2 separate regions of the Homo sapiens genome follow, and region 1 is linked to region 2. Evidence: chromatin contacts called from ENCODE Hi-C or POLR2A ChIA-PET data. All regions are on one chromosome and are shown on one strand. Each heading gives the region's core, a stretch centred on a gene start or an enhancer-like site at or near the end of the contact. The rest is flanking DNA. Distances are from core to core; before and after follow the strand shown.

What was found. Hi-C counts contacts between places; a loop is a spot of excess contacts on that map. ChIA-PET counts read pairs that join two places held with the same protein, here RNA polymerase II (POLR2A). Pooled maps may share reads with other maps.
Region 1: a map of heart left ventricle shows a loop between it and region 2 (3-fold over the local background). The contact joins the enhancer-like site here to the promoter of SILC1 in region 2. A Hi-C loop is called at or near these places in 1 of 168 maps with a recorded cell type or tissue (heart left ventricle), 1 of 37 single-sample maps with no recorded cell type and 2 of 50 pooled maps. POLR2A ChIA-PET finds 5 or more read pairs at or near these places in 1 of 52 experiments (Panc1).

Annotation. Positions count from the first base shown.
Region 1 is chr2:6,349,482-6,356,830 of GRCh38, reverse strand. No RefSeq gene overlaps it. Among named protein-coding and RNA genes, the nearest start is that of LINC01247, 22 kb to the left of the region's middle. RefSeq lists an enhancer at 4,416-4,535. Within about 2 kb of position 4,455, at least 2 of the 41 ENCODE cell types and tissues checked have a DNase peak (open chromatin) inside an H3K27ac peak, as active enhancers do.
Region 2 is chr2:5,929,341-5,936,731 of GRCh38, reverse strand. It overlaps SILC1 (sciatic injury induced lincRNA upregulator of SOX11), which reads right to left and starts at 4,045. Exons shown (of 2, transcript NR_026832.1): 1 at 3,811-4,045.

The DNA.
Region 1 (7,349 bases), core at 3,206-5,705, 420 kb before region 2:
TATAACATTTTGAAGCACTTGAGGATGCAGTACCAGGACAAGTGCCCCTTCTGACCTGCAGAGTCTGCCTTCATCAAAATCACTTTTTACTATAATGGAGCAGCCTGGAGGTCAACCCTTTTTTCTGGGTCATCCAAAGCCCCCTCATTTTTTCCTCCCAAGCAGCGAGAGGCCATCCAACTGTGTGACATGCTTTGGTTTGGTATGTTCCAAATTCTGTAAAGAGAAATCTATAATACTGAGTTTGATTTCCTGCCAGCAGATGTCCTTCTCCATCAAATCAAAGGCAAAAGAACCCAGGCTCACTCTTCGTTGTGTCCAATTTTCTCAGTCTTGGCTCTATGGGGGTCTCTGCAGCTCTTGGGGGGTTGGGCTCGCTGCCAGGCAGCTTCCAAGGCTGGCTCTCCCCTGGCTCAGACTCTGATGAAGTTCTTGACCACCAGGGTTAATGGAGTCCGCCTGACACGGCAGGTCTGGCAGGGGCCCCCAGGGGGATGTGCCCTAGGGAGAAGGAGAACCTGCTTTCACACTCAGAGGCTGGGGCAGGGCTGGAGGAAAGTGGCCCCCTTATTACAACTGGGATTTGAGTGAGTATGACTCTGATCATCCTAAATCATTGAGACTCTATCCTGGTGAAGCACTTCCCTCCAGTCAGCAGGCCGAGGACCAGATGGGGGCAGTTGGCCCAGGGCTATCAGACACCACTGGATGGAGGCCCACACTGGGTAGATGCACCTTCCCCCAGGCCCTCAATCAGCCCCTTGGAAGCTTGGAGAGGATCCTTTAGGTGATGAATGGCCAGGAGAGAGAAGCACATGGGAAAATTCCCTCTCACTTGGCATAGATCTCCACTGCTGCAGAGGAAATACTGCAGGCAGACTTCATCACAAACCTCAGGGAGGATTTATTTGCACCAAGGGAGGTGGGATTGTGTCCTGTGTTGTAATTAACATCAATGAATTTCTCTTTAAGTCAAGAATTTTTGTTGTTATCAAGCCTTTTTTTAGATTAATCTGAAACCCCCAAAAAGAGGAGATAATAGAAATTTCCCTATCTTACATTCAGAAAAATGTGATACATGTAGTTTATGTGAGAAGATAGAGTCAAGGAGAATGTGGAGTGAGGTAGGGGTAGGATCCCGTTAAGTAAAAATGAGGAAGTAAAGGTAATATATGTAATCAGCATTTATTATGTGGGTACCTACTATGTGCAGACGTTATAGTAGGGAAATTTACACATCTTTTTTTCTTTAAAGCTCTGTGATGTTTTTTAAGATTGTAATTATTAACCTTGTTTTAGATATTTGGAACTTGAAACGCTAACAGGCTAAGTATATTTCTAATATGACAAAGCTAATAGGTGTCTAATATGACAAAGATAATAAGTAGTATTTGAACACATCTGTCTGAATCTACCTCATAAAAATAAGGAATACTGTGTCCAACCCCAGGCCTAGAACATGTCATCCCTAATTCTTTGATAATTCATCTCTAGCCATCCTTCACATTTCAGCTTATACACTGAACTTCTGCAATTTTTTTAAATGGAACTTCCACAATTCCCCTGAACACTTTCTTCATTTTCCTCATTGCAGTGGGGGATTTTCTCCTTAGTTGTGTAAGGGTTTTTTTGTTGAGTATTTGTTGGTGATAATATCTTTTTTTTGTTTTTTTGGTTTTTTTTAGATGGAGTTTTGCTCTTATTGCCCAGGCTGTAGTGCAATGGCACAATATTGGCTCATTGCAACCTCTGCCTCCTGGGTACAAGTAATTCTCCTGTCTCAGCCTCCAGAGTAGCTGGGATTACAGGCGCCTCCCACCACGCCCGGCTAATTTTTTGGTATTTTTAGTAGAGACAGGCTTTCACCATGTTGGCCAGGCTGGTCTTGAACTCCTGACCTCAGGTGACCTGCCCTCCTTTGCCTCCCAAAGTGCTGGGATTATAGGCATGAGCCACCACACCTGGCTGATAGTATCTTTTTTTGGTGATTGTTATATTCTTAATGACCAGCCTATGACAAATAAGCATGTCCTAAGTGAACGAATGAATGACTGAATGAATGAATGACAACTAGGTAGCATTGATGATCTAGAGTCCATACTTGGCCTTAATAGTGCTTTTGTGCATTTTCAGAACTGGTTATGACTGTCATACAAGTCAGGCTTTGTTTTCTAATCCTGTCCCGGGAAAACAAAATCCAGTGTTGATATTGCCTAGACATCTCCCTCAAAATATCTAATGTACATTTCATCCATAAAACATTCCCTAGGCTGGAATTCTCATTCATCTTCATTCCTCACTGTGCATCAAGTCATATTATGCTCAGCTATTAGTAATATATACCCACAGTATTAAACATATAGTTGGATAATCTGTTATATTATTTACATAATAGAATTGTGGTGGGCATAAATGTTAATAAATAACAATGCAATATTATTAGTGATCACTTATACTTGCAAAATGATAAATTATTCAGGAGTCTCTTAATTCTTGAATGTAATATTATATTAAATGGAAACTATCGAAGGTATATTTTATTCAAAGCAGACTCGCAACATTTGTACTTTTGAGAGGTCCAATCATCTCACTCTGACTTTATGATTAAAGGAGCCTCGGTGTCACAGAGATTCAAGTTAACTCTGTAAATCGCTGAGGACATTATGAGTTTTCCCAGAATGTCCTAACACTACTGTGTTCACAGAATACTTATTTGAAATGTATGGGAAATCAACTTCCAGGGTTTCTCAGAGGTACTTAAAAGGGGCACTCAGTCACAAATGTTAGAAAGAGAATTTGCCAGATGACCACAGCATATGTTCCAGTGATTTCCACAATCTGGAAAATTATTTTCAGGTCACAGAACAATTTTGCATGGTTCTAGTCTCAAAATCAGAGTTGGTGGTTGAGCACCAGAGAATACTTTTCTCACACTGAAGTTTTGATGGGGAGAGATCTAAAGGTTTCTGAACACTCACTACCTGCCATGTATTTCACTTCTTGTTTTCTTTAATCTTTGCAACAACTCTGAGCTACAAGCTTTAATGCACACGCTAGCCCTCATTCTAAAGCCAAGTAAACAATCCTAGAGCCGCTGAGTAGCTCTTGCCGAAAGGTCTAGAGAAGCGGCAAAGTAGACACTCAAACCCAGATTTACCTTGGGTCAAAACATATGCTCTTTCCACTCCATCCCATGCCAAACCAAGGAAACAAATGTGCCTTTTCCATTATTTTCCTTTGTCAATATTTTGGGTGCTATTTTCTTTCCATCATAAATATAAATCCAACTTCTGTTGTATGTCAATGACTGTGTAATATTTGGGGAAACTGTGGGAACAATCAAGATTCGGTGTCTTCTTCCGTGAACATTTAAACAATTTAAAAACTTAGATCTATTCACTTACTATTTTTCTAAGTGAAGTTAGACTTAACAGGTTTGGCTTTGTTTCTTTAACTACAGCACTACACTGGAGCTGAGCTTGCTTCTGGCCATGGAGTGATACCCCTATGATTCCACTGAAATTACTTTTCCCAAAGCATCCAAACCCCTCAGGTCCAAGGCTGAGACCTGGCTTTCTGAACTGGAGTCCAGCTTTGCAGAGTGACAAGATTTCTGTTTTACTGTAAGGTTTGCACTCCCTTGAATTTTCACTAAACTTCTGCTTCCTAAGCCAGAGGTGCTGCCCCAGGGACGCCCGGGAGGCCTGGATGCAAAGCCCCTCTGCCACCTGGTGACGGGCATGGGAACTGCTCCATCCTGGAATTCTGGGGCCTGGAACAAAGCCTGACCATGATTTATTTTATTATTTATTTATTTTTTTGAGAAGGAACCTCGCTCTTTCGCCAGGCTGGAGTGCAGTGGTGTGATCTCAGCTCACGGCAACCTCCACCTCCCAGGTTCAAAGGATTCTCCTGCCTCAGCTTCCCGAGAAGCTGAGACCACAGGCACGCGCCACCATGCCTGGCAAATTTTTGTATTTTTAATAGAGACGGGGTTTCACCATGTTGGCCAGGATGGTCTCAATCTCTTGACCTCATGATCCGCCTGTCTTGGCCTCCCAAAGTGCTAGGATTACAGGTGTGAGCCACCACACCTGGTTTATTTTTTATTTAAAAAAAAAATTTTATTAATTTCATTTAATTGTATTTGTCCTCAGTGAAGCAGCACTGTCACCCTGGGTCTTATTTTTGGGAAAGTCTCAGTGTCCAGGTTACATTGGCTAAGTCCTTGAGTCCATGAGGAAAGTCAGTCTGAGGGCACTGGCCTCACTTTTTTCACCTTTGGCTTTCTCTTTCCTCCTGTCAGTTTGCTTTCAGAACAGTCCCTGAGAACGTGAGAAACTGCGAATTTACCTTTATGACCAAAATACATTCTTAAGCTTTGGTTTACAAATGGAACCCTTTGGGAAACGACAAAAGAGAAGTGAAAGTTCTCTTAAAGAAATCTCTCAGTCTTCGTGTTTAAGATTCCCCTGGCTGAATGAATGGCCACCACTGACAGAGCTGTTTCTAGATTACCTCCTCGCCTCCTTTCTCCAGATCCAGGTGCTCTCACTTGACTCTATATTGAATGCACAGACTTGGGGAATACTCATTAGACTTCTCCGAGTCTAATGAGTGGCTAATGTTAAGAACCACTGTGAGTCTAGGCCCAGAATACTAAAAACAAAAGGAAAAGGCTGTATCAATCACTTGGATTCACTCTTGTTTGAGGGAAGACAACTAATTAGAAAACTTTAGAACAACAAGATTCAAACATGGTAACCCATGTTTGAATTAATTAAAATCTGAATTAATCTAAGATTATTAGCCCTAGTTCATAATCAAATAGGTCTTTAACATACTATACTAACTTTAAACATTTCAAGTTCACACAGTTTCACACTACAATTTTTGCATTTCTGAAAATTTATATGAAAAAAAGAGTATAAAATGGAAAAGACCTTTAGATCTACCCGAGTTCTCACTTAAACAGGTCTGATGGATTGCAAGTAGAAATGATAAAAGAAGTGGAGGTCAAGTAATCATGGGTGCTTAAGGTCTTGAAAGTATCTAGAATATGTTGCCACCTTTATAAGGTTTCTGGTCTTTGCATACTTAACACATTTTGAGTTCTACAGAGTTTGGCTTTTCATTTTATTGCATTACTTATTCCACAAAAACACTTAAAATAGGTACTTATTTTTAACATTTTTTCTACTAATAAATAAAACATTGTATTGATAAAAACGTGTCACAGTTTCTTTTTCAAGACATCCAGGGAGTAAAGAGGGTGCACGTGAACAAAAAAATTCCACCAAAAATACAAATGACAAGTGTATTTACAGATATTCAGCCATCTTAAAAGAAGCATTTATGGGGATTGTAATGTTAAATGCACACAAGATGAGAAACAAATATCAAAACTGAAGAATTCATATAGAAATGGCAATTAAACAGATGGTACCGGGCAACCAGGCCCAAAGTTTAGTGGTCAATATAAGTCATATACAAGTTAACGTTAATCAGTTAACCAAAATTATAATTAAAAGTGCCTTCTAAACAATACTTCAACTGAAAAAAAAGAAGAGAGAGAGAGTGGAAAAAAAAGGTGTGGATTTCCTCAAGATGGCACATTATATCCATGGACTAGTTCTGCTGAGTTTTATTTTTTTTTTAGAGGCAGTCTCGCTCTGTCGCCCAGGCTGGAGTGCAGTGGCACAATCTCAGCTCACTGCAAGCTCTGCCTCTTGAGTTCACTCCATTCTCCTGCCTCAGCCTCCCGAGTAGCTGGGACTACAGGCACCCGCCACCACGCATGGCTAATTTTTTGACTAGAATTGCACTGAGCGGGGGATATAGGAAAAAGATCCCCTTGTCGCCCAGCTGACTCTGGGGTATTGTGGGTAACATTTTTCCCCAAAGATAAGAAGTTACTGGATACTTCCTACTTAGTTACCTGTGACTGGAAAGACGTGTTTCGTTCTGGTTTTTACATTTTTTTAAATGGGGAAGAAAACAGTAGAAGTACATTTTAGATCTCATCCATCTCTCTGAGAACAAACAAATAGGCCAAAAAATAAAATTCTCCAAAAAAATAACCCCAATAACTAAAAGATTCTGAAGGCTAACACACTGGACCTTCTCTGCCCCGTGTTCTAGTGGGAGAGGAAAAAGGTAGAGAAAATGGACAGAAACCAAAATTTATTGAACAGCTGAAATGTTCCAGACTCTATGCTAAGTTTCTCATGCTCATGATTTTATTATGGTCTTAAATCAACCTTTTGAAAAAGGTGTTATCTCTGCCTCACAAATCAAGGGATTGCGCCTCAGAGAGGTTAAGCAACTTGCAAAATGCCTCATAGTCAAAATGCAACAAATCTTTTATTTGAAACCAGATCGGTTTCACTGATGTTCACACTGCATGCTCTATGCTAAGATTGAAGGTGGAAGAGGAAGAGAGCAGGACATTTGTAACAAAAGTCCCCGTGCTATGTTACTGTTTGTCTCAGATATTGATGGGTTCCAATCCCCTCCATACTGCGTGCGTGACTTTTGTTTCCCTGGATCCACACCTCATTAAATACGTCATAGCTCCTTGGAAGGTGAGATCATTACCATGCCACACATTTGTAGATCCTCAGAAGATGGCCTTGCTTGGTGCGGCTCAGCAAGCGATGAGCACAGCCAGTGGGTTGGCTGTCAATTCCTTTCTTTTTCAGGATAGACATATTTTACTGTAAACCTGTCCATGTCATTGTTGTTTGAATTCGTGAAAAGCTGGCGCCCCTGGCAAGCGAACTCAGGAGGAAACACTGACGATGTCTCCTCCTCCCATTCTCATGCTGCACCAGAGGAGGACCTGGTGGAGAAAAGTATAGACTGAGACCCTCCCGGGGTTGAAACGTTGCTGTTGAAACCTTTTGTTCTACCTTAGTTTCCACATGACATAATCCTCTCTCCTCCAGCATTACACTTAGAGATGAGTTGAACAGAGAGAACCACATTTTTTACCCTTCTGTTGTTCCATTGTTAACAAAAATTAAAATGCAATAAGTACCTATATATTCCCATAAAAATGTGAAACTTGGAACAAGAAGAAATTTCAAGGCAGAAAAGAACACACACTTGTGTTGACACGGATCTGAATAAACAATGACTTGCAAACACACACTCTGAAATAGCAATTGTGACAGCCTATGATGGAATCATGGAGTTGCTAGAGTTGCCCTTCTGGCTTTTTCAAAACTGTTAAAATTGTACTAACTCTTTTTTAGTTCAAGTTAGTAATCTCTATCAGAAAGCTTTGCCTTGTACATTCCGCAGGATTGAGAAGCTCATCAGGGTTCTGACACATCACTCTATGGTAC
Region 2 (7,391 bases), core at 2,796-5,295:
AAATACGTCTCTCTTTCTTATCTGACAAATTTTTTTTTTTGAGATGGAGCCTTGCTCTTGTTGCCCACGCTAGAGTGCAATGGCTCACAACCTCCACCTCTCACCACAACCTCCACCTCTCACCACAACCTCCGCCTCTCACCACAACCTCCGCCTCTCACCACAACCTCCACCTCTCACCACAACCTCCACCTCTCACCACAACCTCCGCCTCTCACCACAACCTCCGCCTCTCAGGTTCAAGCGATTCTCCTGCCTCAGCCTCCCAAGTAGCTGGGATTACAGGTGCCTGCCACCATGCCAGGTTAATTTATGTATTTTTAGTAGAGACGGAGTTTCACTGTGTTGACCAGGCTGGTCTCGAACTCCTGACCACAGGTGACCCGCCCTCCTCGGCCACCCAAGGTGCTGGGATTACAGGTATGAACCACCATGCCTGGCCTATCTGCCAATTTTTAAAGCCACCAAAAAGAAAAAAGAATGGAATCACTTTTCCATGTCTTCCAGACATCTATCTATATATAGAGAGAGATAAGGACCTTAGGTAGGTAATTTAACTTTGATAAATAAGGTATAAACAAGATTGTCTTAGCTCTGCTGCCAATCTTGGAAGATCACTTACCTTCTCTAGACCTCAATTTCTTCACCCCTAAAAAGAAGGTATTGATACTAGGGGAATGGCTGAATGAATTTTGATAAATGAATATATTCGTGCTAAGGAAGGTCATTAAATAATTTTGAAAAGTGAATGACAAGGAAAAATGGTTAAGGTAAATTCGGAGCTCCAAAATATTAATATATTTCAAATGATGTAGATAACTTTTAAAGTATTTGGGGAAAATATCAAATGATCAGAAGTACATCTAAACGTTAGAGGATTATGCGTGGTTTTTATTTTCATTTTAATTCTCTAAATTGTAACCAGTAAGTACATAAAATATTCATGGCATTACTCCTTTTCCAAATTAATAAACCTAAAATGAGGGAAGTCAACCAGATAATTTCTAAGCTCCCCTCTTGCCCTGCCAGCTTGAGTTGTAGCTTTATTGCATGCACTTCTCATATGGGGATGGGGCAGGGGCAGGGCCAGGGAAGGGACTGACCCACGCTGGGCCTCTCAGAACACTGCATCCCCAGACCCCAGGGCTGTATTTGGGATGTGTTTGTGAGCCGAACAAGGCCCAACAAAGGATCTGAGGATTTTGCGAGAACTCTAGGGAAAGGGGTCCTCTTTTATCATTGGAGTTACTAATGAGAACTGTCAGAGTTCTCTCTGACAATCCATGGAGAGTGTTTGCTTGTATGAAAGAAAATTCAGAAAAAAAGCAAACTTGAGAAGTAGAGAAAAAATGAACAAAAAACAATACTTATATTTGTTGACTTTATTCAGCCCATGGGTCCAGCTGGGTCAAAGTTGTGTTTAATCTTCCTGGTCACCTGACCCGATACATTTCCTCTCTTGCCTAAACTAGTGTGAGATGTGTCGGTCACAACTCAAAGACTCTGCCTCATGGGCGCAGTTAGGCATCCATGCTGTTCCAGCTTTGCCTTTGTAGCAATCTCTGCTCAAAGGATGGTCACATCCAACAGGAAGAACCATGGAGGCTGTGGTCCTCCTCGTCCTGCTGCATGACTAATTAGAAACACTGCATGCATGCACCCAGGCTCCACCAGGAAGATCTCCTCACTGTCTACACCAGGACGAAGTCAGGGCCTTAAAAACCTCTTTGTGCAAATTACCCAAATCCTAAAACAACATATTGTCATCTGGGAGCAAATCAATGCTGGAATAAATAGTCTAACAATGCAACTGATCCTCACTGAGTGTTTGACCTCACTGTCCACCCCACCATTCAATCTTAATTCCATTGTGAGACCAAGGTTCAGCCTCCGCCCCATCCAGCATAGCTCAAACCAAGGCTGGTGCCCTGGAGGAGCTGGGTGCCTTCAACTGTGGGAATCTCTCTCCCTACAGTGAGCCCAGAGCACCCATGTCCCCCAGCCCTTGAGCTGTAGCCTCCCTGAGACCCCCAGTGCTGGTGTCTGGGCTCTGGGTTTCTACTTTGGTTTCCTGGTTGTTGTTGTCAACCAGAGCCACAGTCTTCTTGAGGACCATGAAACTCTTGGAAGCCCCCAGAAATTGTCATCTTCCCAGAAATTGGATATTCTTTCTTCCTCCCCACAGTTGGACAAGGTTCTCCATCCTGTGAGCCAGGCATTGCACTAGACTCTGGATATATCAGGATGTGAAACCACAGTCCCTTCCTTCAAGGAGCACAGATGAATGGGGCAGGGTGTAGATAATAGCAGTACAATCTTATGTAATAGATACAATGCTGGGTGTTTTTCAGGACAAGGAGAGAAACACCTAAAAGATCAGGGGGAGGCGTTTTGGAGGAAGTGGGAGCGCAGCGTAGCCTTAAACAATGAATACAAGTCATTCAGGTCACTGGAGAGGGTGCCCAGCTTAAGCAGAGGCATGAAGATGAGAAATATCGGGAAGCAAGCAGAAAAATACAAGCAATAGTTGTCACGGAAGCAATGAAGCAGGGCATCTCCCACAATAAGGCCAGAAGGGAATATAGCAGCAAGAGAATGGAGATCACGTCCTCCAATATTAACACGGTCAGGCAAAGGAGGAAGCTCGAACAGGGCCCCCAAGGCAGTGGGGGAGGCAAGTGAGATTTAATCAGGAAGCTAAGACCATTCTATTTGCCTTCTGGATGTATCTGTTTGGTATTGAAACAAGAACATCTGCCTGACTGCGAGCACCGTGTTGTCTCTTAACACCAGACTCTGCCCAGTGGATCAGTCATCCTGGAGATTGACTCCAACTGGGGAATGGCTCAGAGTCATCAGAACAATTTGGTCATCATGACAGGGCTTCAGCCATACTGTTCCAAATACGCCCTCATCCCAGAGCCTGACATCACTCCCGGTCTCCTCTCCAACCCTTAGACCTGTCACTGGGGTCTGACATACACAAAGCTAAGCCCACCAGGGCTAGCACCTGCTGAAGTGCCCACCATGAGCCTAAGTCTGGCTCACATCTGCACTGATGTCATCACACAACACAAAACATGGCTGTATTCATTTTACAGGGCTCTGAATGGGTAGCTGACTTCACTGAGACTATAACCTAGATCTCATGGCCTTTCCAAGTTTACACCTGCATCTTGTCATCACCTTTTCTGTCCCAAAGCACAGAGTCCATGGGTAATTTTTAGGTGTGTCAAACACCAGGCCTTGTGCCAAGGACTCAGCAAACAAAGGTAAATAGGGCACAATTTTACCCCTAAGGAGTTTGAACCTGTCATGGCAAATACATAACCATCTTTTTCAATAAAGAACAGAAACACCAAGAGGTTATGTGATTTGCCCAACACCACAGGGCTTCCTGGTGCCGCTAGGACAGGTTCTGAACTAGAACTCAGCACTCCAGACCCCGTGGAATAGTCCATTGCCAGCATTCCATGATGAGTTCACAGACTATGGAGAGGAATCACCTCTGGGGACCTACTGAGCAGACTCGGGGCAGTTGCTGACACATCCGAGAGTCAGACCTAGTTTTCTCCTTGGCTGGATCCTCTCTAAAGCCATCTCCCTGATTTTAGAGTGGGCTTTATGACCCAGGTGCATGATCAGCCTAGCTCTTGCTTTTCAAAAAGGAATTAGGGAAATGCTGAAAGACACTCGGCAAATCAATCTGTCTGATAGCAGCGTCCAGCCTGGCAGACGGACTTGTTCTCATGCACACGGCAGAGACCTGTACCAGACGACCAGCATCTGAACCCCCGAGCCTTGTCTCACCTGAGCAGGGCTCCCTTTGTCACGGTGTCAGCGGCTCCGAGCCGTGAAGGTTCTGTGCTTCCAACGAGGCTCGTCTGGGAGGCATCAGCACAGCTTTTAGCTTCCTTTAGTGAGGCAGTCGTCAAAACACTGCCGGGACTGCAGAATGAAATCTGGATTTGAGAACCCTCTGCAGGGCTGCCAGGGGTGCTTGGCACTGCCTGGCGCCACCAGCCGGTCCAGCTCCAGCCAGACTGCTGACCTGGCACTGGCGCTGCGTGATATAACTCGCTCTCACGGGGAAGGTTTAACTGTCTCTTCCCCAAGCTCGGAGTCCTCCAGTCTCTGTAGGATGCATCTCTCTGTGATGCCCCTCTTCCCACACTCCGGGCTCCTCTCTGCCAGGGTTCCAGCCGTTCAGGGACTCACAGCCCAACCCCTGTAAACATGCCAGCCAAGAATTCATCATTTTTAGCAAAGTAATTATTAATCCCAAGGCTTCTGTTGAAGTCCTTCTCTTTTATTAGTGCTGCCAATTAAAATATATTTAAGCATAAAGATATTTATAAAGAGTCTAGTGTTTTTCCGTAAATACCTATCGATTGAAATCATTTTAAAAAAAAAAAATCTAGCAACTATTCCCTTATTCCTGTATAACACATTGTTCTCATTTAATTTATATGACTTTAAGACTTCATATGGAAAGGATATAGTTGACTGGGGAGACATGGATACAAAAAAAAGTAACCATGTAGGAAATTAATAATGCACATTGGAATATTAATCATGTCGTTGGAAGAATGCAAGAGACACATAAGAGCATAGAACTGAGACTAAGGAGACCTGGAGACCTGGGTTCCAGTTCCAGAAATAACACGAAATTAACTTTAAAGATTTGTGCAAGTTACTTGGTGCCTGGACGTGAGTAGCTCCCCGGCTTTCAAGCAGTTAGGTTGGTTGATTGCCAAAGTCCTTCCCAGCATCACCATTCTAATATATATTTTTAAGCCAAAACACATATACCTGTGGTTTTTAGAGGAAGTATAATACAGCCATTAGAACCACTGAAGACTCACAGGCTTCTAATCCTCACTGCCCCTTCTTAGCTCTGTGACCCGGACAAATTTTCTACAGAGTAGACACCTCAGTATCCCCGATTACAAGATGGGAGAACATTTGCTGTTACATGAGCTGATGCGTCGCTGTTAAGAATTAAATGAGCTAATTTATGCAAAACCAGCTGGAACATTGCTTCATCTATGGTTTTGCACAATAAATGTTAACTGTTATTATTACTCTATTCAATGGTCCTAATTCTACCACAACTATCTTACTAACTTACTAGTTGGCCAGTACTGGATATGCAGTACTTACTATATTTGTGTAGGAGTCATAGTCTTCATGTAACAGGGTCCTGCTAATGCTTTCAAAGATAAGGCCACATCTCTGTGTTAGAAGACAGATTTTTGGCTTAGGGAAAAAAAAATTTATTGAACACTTACTGTATGCCAGAGTACTCTCTAAAACATTTTTTTCTATATCATCTACATGTTTCAGGGCACTATGTAAAGTGTATTCCCTTTTAATAACAATTTAAAATACTCTCAATTATAAAACAAGGTGATTCCAATGCATAAAATGTACATACTTTGCCCAAAGCTATAGATGTGGTTAGTGTTAAATCCAGGAACCAGGAAGTCTAACTCAAAGTAATTCATCATGTCAATTGCCCAAGCTAAAGGGGGATTCAAATGTATACTGCTCAGGTGGTGGGTGCACCAAAATCTCACAAATCACCACTGAAGAACTTACTCATGTAACCAAACACCACCTGTTTCCCAAAAACCTGTGGAACTAAAAATAAAATTAAATAAAATAAAGGCGAATGCAAACAGAAAGTAGAAACTGAAAAGAGACTTTATAGGAGGGCAATAGAGATTGGTCTTTTTGTCTTCAATCTCTCACCTACAACTTTTTTTTTTTTTTTTTTTTTTGGAGACAGGGTCTCACTCTGTTAGCTGAGCTGGAGTGTGTGGTGCAACCATGTCCCACTGCAGCCTCAACTTCCCAGCTCAATCTTCCCACCTCAACCTCCCAAGTAGCTGGGATTACAGACACCATCATAGCTGGCTAACTTTTAAATTTTTCTTTTGTAGAGAAAAGATCTTATATTACCCAGGCTGGTCTCAAACTCCAGGGCTCAAGAGATTCTCCCACTTTGACCTCCCAAAGTGTTAGGATTACAACTGTGAGCCATAGTGCCTGGCCCCAACTTTTTATTGGTGCATGGACATTACAAAAAGTTTTAAAGTATGAGTCTTCAAAATACGTATTGATATGTACATCACATATACCCCACACTGAATAGTAATAATAGTAGCAACAACAACAACTGAGGACGGAAACCTAGAAGGAAAATGTCTCTCTTCCATCAGCCCCTTTCAGGATGATACCACTGATCTCTACTGAGAAAGCCTAACATTCTACCAGCTGACAGAGAGGAAATGTTTACAGGGCCCAGCTGCAAGATTTCACAGCAGGGCGAGAAGGGTGGATTTAAAGCTGAGAGGCAATAAATTGATGAGGGGAAGAGAACATGTAGATGACAGAAGGGTCCTCACCTCCCAAGAAAAGTCAGGATCCACAGCCAGCCTTAGAGGTTTTCTATTTTAATATTAAAATAAAGTAAAGCCTCCTTTTCCCTATGAATCTATCTGTCATTCATTTAATCAAAAATTTACATTGAAATGTTTAATAAGATGGCTGCGGTGCTGAACATCCTTTACAGATATCAAAAGATGCCTTAATGTCCATCTTAGGTGTTCATTCCCTGGTAAAGGGGATCTCCATTTCCTTCTAATCAGTTCCTACTAGTTCTCGGCATTATTAAATGTATATTTTTCAGTCTACGTTTTTTTATATGATTTTGCACAAGCTGTTCCCCTTTCTATAGAATTTTTATGTGAAGTCCAGGTGAGTTCATGACTCCCACCCTATTCCATCTCTATTTGTTCTACACATTTAGATTATTACATTTAAGTCACCCTGTTATATTTATTTACCTATCTATTTCTCTTGTGAGTCTCTTAGTGACAAAAGCAATGTCTTAGTCGTCTTTGTTTCCCTGAATTTTCATCCAGTGTTTCTTAACCTTTGCACATATTGAAATATGTGAGTGGGTCATTCTTCTTTGTAGGGGGACTGACCTGGGCATTGTACGATTTCAGCAGCATCCCTGGCTTCTACCCACTAGATGCCAGTAACATCCTCTTAGTTGAGCCAACCGGAAATCTCCCCAGCCGTTGCTCAACATCTCTCGGGTGGCAAAATCAATGCCACTTGAGAATCACTACATTAGTATGATTACTAGGTCAGAATTAATACTAAACAACTTGGTCATTGAAAAAAATATCAAATTACAATAGAATCCGTTAAATATAATATAAGCTGCAGTCATTTGACAACTAATATGTCTCAATTTAGTTCTGTAGGAAAGAGCAAACTACAAATTCATTTATTTATTCATTTAATTAGTAAATTGAATGAACATACTGACTACTTATTCCATTGTAAGTGCTTTCCTAGCCCTGAATGTAGAGAAG